Linked DNA regions of Homo sapiens: region 2 is linked to region 1. Evidence: read pairs that join two places in POLR2A ChIA-PET (ENCODE). Cell type or tissue: GM12878. All regions are shown on one strand. Each heading gives the region's core, and the rest is flanking DNA. Links, peaks and the distances in the headings are about the cores only.

The links. Peaks named below come from ENCODE experiments on the same cell type or tissue, not always from the same donor. Only the 100,000 strongest peaks of a DNase experiment are listed, where the experiment ranks them.
Region 2: POLR2A ChIA-PET joins it to region 1 with 11 read pairs; 7 of 35 experiments call an interaction of 5 or more read pairs at or near these places.

Annotation. Positions count from the first base shown.
Region 1 is chr14:61,501,163-61,505,562 of GRCh38, forward strand. All of the region lies in intron 10 of PRKCH (protein kinase C eta), which reads left to right. Among named protein-coding and RNA genes, the nearest start is that of PRKCH-AS2, 42 kb to the right of the region's middle. In GM12878, for the core only: no CTCF peak of the experiment used is centred there; DNase peaks (open chromatin) are centred at 2,219 and 2,771; H3K4me3 peaks cover 1,574 bases; H3K27ac peaks cover 3,376 bases.
Region 2 is chr14:61,744,568-61,748,967 of GRCh38, forward strand. It overlaps HIF1A (hypoxia inducible factor 1 subunit alpha), which reads left to right. Exons shown (of 15, transcript NM_001530.4): 13 at 138-246; 14 at 1,124-1,250; 15 at 2,367-3,691. The coding sequence ends at 2,518. All of the region lies in intron 1 of HIF1A-AS3 (HIF1A antisense RNA 3), which reads right to left. It overlaps HIF1A-AS2 (HIF1A antisense RNA 2), which reads right to left. Exons shown (of 1, transcript NR_045406.1): 1 at 2,472-4,400. Among named protein-coding and RNA genes, the nearest start is that of HIF1A-AS2, 2.3 kb to the right of the region's middle. In GM12878, for the core only: no CTCF peak of the experiment used is centred there; no DNase peak of the experiment used is centred there; H3K4me3 peaks cover 3,772 bases; H3K27ac peaks cover 1,171 bases.

The DNA of each region.
Region 1 (4,400 bases), core at 276-4,275:
GCTTGCTTATTCCAGTGTCTGACATCAGCAAATCCTCCATATACATTATCAGTTGTTAAGAAGAAAAGTGATCCAGGGAAGGAAATTAAACAATGAATTTACTTGAAAGACAGATTCCATAAGGAAATTGTTGAATAAATTATGGTTATACCCGTACTGTGGAATATTATGCAACAATTAAAAGAAAGAATACATTAGATCTACATATATTGACCTGGATGGTTTGTCCCTGATAGACAAATAAATGAAAAAAAGAGAGATGTGTGCTCATTTTAATCCCATTAAAAAAAAAAGCAGTAGCGAAAGCTACACCAAGAGTCTCGTACGTTTCCTCATTTGTCATGGCTACATAAGGGCTTGCATCTTGAGCTCTTTTTTGTTCATTTCATTTGTTATCCCTCAATTTCTGGCACAGGGCATGGCAATATTTCTTTTTTCTTGTCTTCATTTCTGTTTTATTTCTAGCAACTGAGCCAACATTTGTCTGCAGGAATTCATGGTGGGGAGTAAGTGATGAGAAGATGGGTGGAAACACAGTATCATTTATTGACTAAAGAGCAGTGTCACTTTAATTTAATTTTAAAATGTAAATTAATGCATATACATAAAAAGGACACTTTTAGCTGTTCTAAAATGATTACAGTGAATGCTAAATCCTCTTCATACCCTTGTCCCCAGTCTCTCAATTCCTCTTCCTCAAGACATGTCCTTATATGTCCTTCCAGAAATGGTCTATGCATATGCAAGCTCTGCATTTGAATGTCTCCTGTTGAAAAACAAATGGTGGTATATTATCTACCTGAAGAACAGAGATTTTTTCCTAAGTCTTTAGAGAGATGAAATCTAAATCCTTAAAGAAAGGTAGTAGGTAGGCAATCTTTTCTTTTCTTTTCTTTTCTTTTCTTTTTTTTTTTTTTTTTCCGAGATGGAGTCTCACTCTCACTCAGGCAGGAGTGCAATGGCATGGTCTTCACTCACTGCAACCTCCACCTCCCAGGTTCAAGTGATTCTCCTACCTCAGCCTCTTGAGTAGCTGGGACTATAGCACATGCCACCACACCCGGCTAATTTTTGTATTTTTAGTAGAGACGGGTGTCACTATGTTGGCCAGGCTGGTCGCAAACTCCTGACCTCGTGATCCGCACACCCCAGCCTTCCAAAGTGCTGGGATTACAGACATGAGCCACCATGCCCATTCAATCTTTTCTTTTATCAGAAGGGTCTATGGGTGACAGTTCAAGTCCTGGAAATAATTCTGCTATCTCTTGTTGGAGAAAGTGCTGGTTTTTTCAGATCAGGCAACAGGCTTATAAACGTTTATTGCAGTTACAAGCTACAAAGAAAGATTTCTTTCCAGCACTACTGCTCCAGGTAGAGCAGTTGCACCAGTCATTATTTATAACTGGATTAAAGAGTAGCAGCACATACTTCTACCGTGGTTATAGAGTGCCTTCTGTTGTACAGAGTGGACTGCTTATTCACCAGGGAGTTCTCAAACACCTTTCTCTATGGGCGCTGTCCCAAATAATGTCAAGAGAGAAAAAATTAAAAATGAGCTCCTGCCCTCTAAGAACAGATGGGAGCAGCCCCAAATCTTGCAAATGAAGCAAGAGGGGGTATTCAGTCTTTAATCCAAGCAGCTAGAAGCTTGCCTTTCCCAAGTTCACCGAGTGAGGATTTTAACACTCCTTTGACAAAGAAATGGGGCCGAGCAGCAGAGGAAGGCAGGTGACACTGAGTCATGGAATTCACCCTTTCGAGCCCTTCCTGGGGGATGTGTGGCTCTTGGGTTGGTTCTTGAAGGAAAGGAATGAATGTAAGAGAGGAAGGGAAGCAGGCTTTTTTTTTTTTTTTTTTTTTGACTCCTACACAGAAGGTGGAATTGAGAAAAATATACTGTGGCGGTGAAATCAACTTACAAAACTGAGGAGGAAAATTTTGACAAAAGCAAACCCAAAATCTGATTACTGTGGGGCTGTCCATTTTATTGCTGCACCAAGGAGCAGGGTAGATACTATTTTGGCCTAAAGAACACTGAAATTTTGTTTTCTCATTTGCAAATAGACAGGTTCAAACCCGTCAGAGGCCGTAACTGAGTTTCCCTGTGACTGATTTGTATGTGTGTTAGTGGTTTTTTTTTTTTTTTTCCTGTAAGAATCTGGTTGAGTAATTCAGAAGGTTAAAAAACAACCAAACAGAAATAAGTGAGAAAAGTTAACTGAGGTCTGCCACATATGCCGGGAAGGTGCCCACAGACTGGCAGAATCTGTGCAGTCTTTGTCTGTTTCTGCCTATGCAAATACTAAGCCACGCTCAACAGAGCTTGAGCGTTGTATCTGTTCAACTGCCATTTAAGAAATAGGACTCTGTTCTCAACAGCTTATTCCTTGGGGTTTCAGAATGTAAAATATGAAGTGTGTATAATCACAGGCCAGGTTCCCAGCATTTCTCGGCATTTCAGCTTTGGCAGGAGGAATGGGAAAAACTGAAGTTTTTATGTCCAGGAAGGCTGAGTGTAATCTTTGTTCTGTGGCACTGGGAAAGGAAGTGAATCTGTTACAAAGCGCTTTACCTCTGAAGCATGTCTCAGGGGCAGCTGTGCTTTGTGCCATGTATTCTGTTTTCATAAAAAGAAAGAGGTAGAGTCGAGGGCTTACCATGCAGAGTATTTTCACAGTATCTCACTTGATATATCATCCAGGGAAAGTGACCTGTGTTATACTTTGTGTTTTAAGATATAACTCTAGAATCAAAAACTTACCAGAGAAGCTCAAGATACTTTACTTTGCAAGAATTAATTCTCAAGATAAAAACTCATCAGAGTTCAAGATAAGAAGGGTTCAATTAACAACACATTTTAAATGGAAGAATTATTTAAAAAATTGTTTTAACTTTGAATGAGCTTAGATTAACTTACCTGTTGCAGAGGTAGGTCAGACCCCATGTCATCATTTGCCCAGAAAAGTCCCAGTTTGCTCCCATAATCCCCCTTCATGACCCATTTTACTCTCAGAGGCCCATTTTGTTTATTGGGTTTTTTTTTCTTGAGAGAGTCTCGCTCTGTTGCCCAGACTGGAGTGCAGTGGTGCGATCTCGGCTCACTGCAACCTCCACCTCCTGGGTTCAAGCCATTTTCCTGCTTCAGCCTCCTGAGTAGCTGGGATTACAGGTGCTCACCACCACCCCCGGCTAATTTTTGTTATTTTTAGTAGAGATGGGGTCTCACTATATTGGCCAGGCAGGTCTTGAACTCCTGAATTTAAGTCATCTACTCACCTCGGCCTCCCAAAGTGCTGGGATTACAGGCATGAGCCACCGCACCCAGCCGTCTGAGGCCCATTTTGGGCGGTACACTGCATGGTCATCATACAAAGAGGTGTCTGCATTTCTACTTTTTTTTCTTTAAGATGGTAGAACCAAACAAAAAAGGGTGTTTTTACAAATTGAGAGGGGTCCCTCTGTAGGAGGGGAATTTCTCCAGCATTTTCCTTTGATGGAGTATTCTCCTCTCGTTCAGAAATAGGAAATTTAGTAACTAAAGCATTAAGAACAGATTTATTTTTTAACATCAGTCACTACCTTAGTTTCAGAGACACACTGGGGGAAATTGCCTTTCCCTTACGCCTCTTGTTTTATGTCCTTTATATGAGATGTTAATATATTTACATGAGGTATAAATTTGTCTGTAACTTTATAGGTTTGTATTCATTTATTAATCCATCCATCCATTCATTTACTCATTCAACAAATGTTAATTGAGACCTATTTTTTGCCTGGAGATATAATAGTGACCACAATAGGCCTGCTCCCTGCCCACAGGAAGCAGGCATTCTAGTGTAAGCACACAAACAAGTAAAAGTAATTACCAATTGTGAAAGTTACATGGAAGGAAATAAGTGAGCTTTTATTTGTGGTTTTATTTCATAGAGCTGAAGGAAGTGAAGAGACAGATACCTCTCTCCCCACTTCTTTCATTGCTGAATGTCTGAAGTATTTCTTACTCCATTGGACTACTATGACAGAACACTATCGATTGGGTGGCTTGTAAACAACAGAAAATTATTTCTCAGTGCTCTAAAGGCTGGAAAGTGCAAGGTCAAGGTACCAGCAGATTTGGTGTCGGGTGAGGGCCTGTTTCTTGGTTCACGGATAGCTGCCTTCTCACTGAGACTTCACATGGTGGAAGCCGTGAGAGAGCTCTCTAGGATTTGTCTTTTCTTTTCTTTTCTTTTCTTTTTTTTTTTTTTTTTTTTTTTTTTTTTGAGGTGGAGTCTTGCTCTATCGCCCACTGCAACCTCCACCTACCGGCTTCAAGCAATTCTCCTGCCTCAGCCTCCTGAGTAGCTGGGATTACAGGCATGTGCCACCACGCCTGGCCAATTTTGTATTTTTAGTAGAGA
Region 2 (4,400 bases), core at 268-4,267, 240 kb after region 1:
GATCAGGAAAGTTATCTTATGTATATTATATTCCTTAATATTGGAGAACTAAAGAATTATGTATTTTCTTTAAAAGCGCTCACTGGATATTTTTTTTAAAAACGCTATATTTTCATTTAGAATTTTTTTCTTTTCAGAACTACAGTTCCTGAGGAAGAACTAAATCCAAAGATACTAGCTTTGCAGAATGCTCAGAGAAAGCGAAAAATGGAACATGATGGTTCACTTTTTCAAGCAGTAGGAATTGTAAGTATGAGTAGTAGGTTTTGCTTTTCTAGCTAATGTGCTATTTCGTGTGTGTGTGTGTGTGTGTGTGTGTGTGTGTGTTTCCACGTTTCTTCCAAATAGTAAAGTTATATTTTCAGAAGTTATACATTGGGTTTTTTTACTCTGTATGCACTGGTTTTTAAAAATACAAATGTTTAATACATACATTCTTGGTATAAAAATTCCAAACAATTCCAGTGTATTTTGAGTTAAAAAGTGAAGTTCTCCCCTTACTCCACCCTGAATATCACCACCAATCTCATTCTCTTCCCTTTAAGTTACTTTGCCTTATTAAAAGAACTGCTATTGGCCAGGCACAGTGCCTCACGCCTGTAATCCCAGCACTTTGGGAGGCCAAGATGAGGATCACTTGAGGTCAGGAGTTCGAGACCAGCCTGGCCAACTTGGTGAAACCCTGTCTCTACTAAAAATACAAAAATTAGCCAGGCGTGTTGGTGCACAACTATAATCCCAGCCACTCTGGAGGCTGAGGCAGGAGAATAGCTTGAACCCGGGAGGTGGAGGTTGCGATGAGCTGAGATCAGGCCACTGCACTCCAGCCTGGGTAAGAGAGTGAGAGTCCATCTCATATTTAAAAAAGAACTGCTATGTTTTGGGGTAAGTCAATGGTGGTATAATACATTCTGATATTTTCAAACTAAATTAACTGGAAAGTATTTATAGACAGAATGGTCATAATGGATGACAAATAACTTAAGAAAGAATTCAAAATAATTTAGGGTAGTATTTAAGAAACTGCCTATAATGTTATTAAATTTACACCAATTTCAAGGTTTTTGGTTGTTTAAAAAAAAAATTCAACAAACTAAACTTGAAATAACTTTACTGTTTATAGGGAACATTATTACAGCAGCCAGACGATCATGCAGCTACTACATCACTTTCTTGGAAACGTGTAAAAGGATGCAAATCTAGTGAACAGAATGGAATGGAGCAAAAGACAATTATTTTAATACCCTCTGGTTAGTTTATTCTTTTTGACCTTGAACATCACAAAGACAAAATACATGAAACATTTTTATTTAGGAGCTTTAATCTAAGTGAGAATGACTTTGGTTCCTTAGCAAGATTAAAAAGTAAAGTTGTGGCTGGGCGCGGTGGCTCACACCTGTAATCCCAGCACTTTGGGAGGCCGAGGCAGCCAGATCATCTGAGGTCAGGAGTTGGAGACCAGCCTGGCCACCATGGTGAAACCCCGTCTCTACTAAAAATACAAAAATTAGCTGGGCGTGGTGGCGGGCGCCTGTAATCCCAGCTACTTGGGAGGCTGAGGCATGAGAATTGCTTGAACCCGGAAGGCAGAGGTTGCAGTGAGCCAAGATGGCACCACTGCACTCCAGCCTGGGCGACAAGGGTGAGACTCTGCCTCAAAAAAAAAAAAAAAAAAAAGTACAGTTGTATTTCATGTGATGGTCTTAATACAGAGATTAACATTTCAAGGTGGAGCTTTTCATTTTTAGTAATTTTCTTTGATTTCTCTATGTCCATGTGCTGTCAATATTGATAGAAGCTGAAATTTGTGAACTTTTATGACTTCTTTTTTTTTTTTTTTTTTTTTTGAGACAGGGTCTCGCTCTGTTGCCCAGGCCTGGAGTGCAGTGGCATGATCATAGCTCACTGCAGTCTCAAACTCCTGTGCTCAAGCTCAAGCAATCATCCTACCTCAGCCTCCTGAGTAGCTCGCACTACAGACATGCCTCACCACACCCGGTTGCTTTTTGTAGAGATGGGGTCTCACTATGTTGCCTAGGCTGGTTTCAAACTCCTGGCCTCAAGTGATCCTCCTGCCTCAGCCTGTGCTAGGATTACAGGCATCAGCTTTGATGCCCACCATATTTATGCCTTTTTCCAAATTGTTATTTCTTTGTGCCTTTATTGTATCCTGTAAACATTTCTGACACAGCAACAGTATCACTGGATTATACTTACTTTTTAACATAGTTGTGGTTTTGCCAGGTAAACTAAAAACCCTTCCAGAATTTTGCTTTATTTTCTATGATACCTAACACATTGTGGGTGTTTAATAAATATTCATTGACTAGATGAATGTATACTTAGGTATCTCTTTTGTTTTTCAGATTTAGCATGTAGACTGCTGGGGCAATCAATGGATGAAAGTGGATTACCACAGCTGACCAGTTATGATTGTGAAGTTAATGCTCCTATACAAGGCAGCAGAAACCTACTGCAGGGTGAAGAATTACTCAGAGCTTTGGATCAAGTTAACTGAGCTTTTTCTTAATTTCATTCCTTTTTTTGGACACTGGTGGCTCATTACCTAAAGCAGTCTATTTATATTTTCTACATCTAATTTTAGAAGCCTGGCTACAATACTGCACAAACTTGGTTAGTTCAATTTTGATCCCCTTTCTACTTAATTTACATTAATGCTCTTTTTTAGTATGTTCTTTAATGCTGGATCACAGACAGCTCATTTTCTCAGTTTTTTGGTATTTAAACCATTGCATTGCAGTAGCATCATTTTAAAAAATGCACCTTTTTATTTATTTATTTTTGGCTAGGGAGTTTATCCCTTTTTCGAATTATTTTTAAGAAGATGCCAATATAATTTTTGTAAGAAGGCAGTAACCTTTCATCATGATCATAGGCAGTTGAAAAATTTTTACACCTTTTTTTTCACATTTTACATAAATAATAATGCTTTGCCAGCAGTACGTGGTAGCCACAATTGCACAATATATTTTCTTAAAAAATACCAGCAGTTACTCATGGAATATATTCTGCGTTTATAAAACTAGTTTTTAAGAAGAAATTTTTTTTGGCCTATGAAATTGTTAAACCTGGAACATGACATTGTTAATCATATAATAATGATTCTTAAATGCTGTATGGTTTATTATTTAAATGGGTAAAGCCATTTACATAATATAGAAAGATATGCATATATCTAGAAGGTATGTGGCATTTATTTGGATAAAATTCTCAATTCAGAGAAATCATCTGATGTTTCTATAGTCACTTTGCCAGCTCAAAAGAAAACAATACCCTATGTAGTTGTGGAAGTTTATGCTAATATTGTGTAACTGATATTAAACCTAAATGTTCTGCCTACCCTGTTGGTATAAAGATATTTTGAGCAGACTGTAAACAAGAAAAAAAAAATCATGCATTCTTAGCAAAATTGCCTAGTATGTTAATTTGCTCAAAATACAATGTTTGATTTTATGCACTTTGTCGCTATTAACATCCTTTTTTTCATGTAGATTTCAATAATTGAGTAATTTTAGAAGCATTATTTTAGGAATATATAGTTGTCACAGTAAATATCTTGTTTTTTCTATGTACATTGTACAAATTTTTCATTCCTTTTGCTCTTTGTGGTTGGATCTAACACTAACTGTATTGTTTTGTTACATCAAATAAACATCTTCTGTGGACCAGGCCCCTTTGATCAGCTTTTATGTTCAAATATTAATAATATTTGCTTCAACACCTCCAACTCATAAAATTGTTTACCAACAATTTAAGCACTTATGAAAATTACATGGTACTGGTTATTTCTACATTTATCTTAGTGCCATCACCTTAATGTATGTTGAGTCCCTAAATGTCATGTTAAATAATAACAACCATAATATCCCATTGAAAAGAGTATGTTGTTAGAAAAGAAACATCATTTTTAAGTTTCTGAGCCTATTAAAATGCTCAAACACAAAATATTAGTATTTTTAAAATATGAATGGGATGAGTGAAGCAGTTCTCAGCATTATAGTCACAATGTTACAAAGGCTAGAGCTTCTCTGAAGATTTCTAATCTGTTCCCATTAACAGATTAATAAATTTAGACTTCAAATGAATAATTTGCCCAAGCTTTAAAAGTAATAGATGGCAGACCAAAAATGTAAGCTTAAGTTTCCTGACTCTAAAGTCAAACTTAGAACAAATTTGGTTTGTTTTTGTTTTAATGATACTGCGTTTTAAAACAAAGTAGCTTTATCCTTTTTCTCCTGTATTTTTCTTTTACAAAATAGCTGTATTTCTTTTATACTGATAATCTCATTTTTAAAAATCAGACAGTGTAGAAAGATATTTTTTAAAACAGAAAAATCACTATGAATCCCTGCACCTACAGGTACAGAAAATTATTTTTA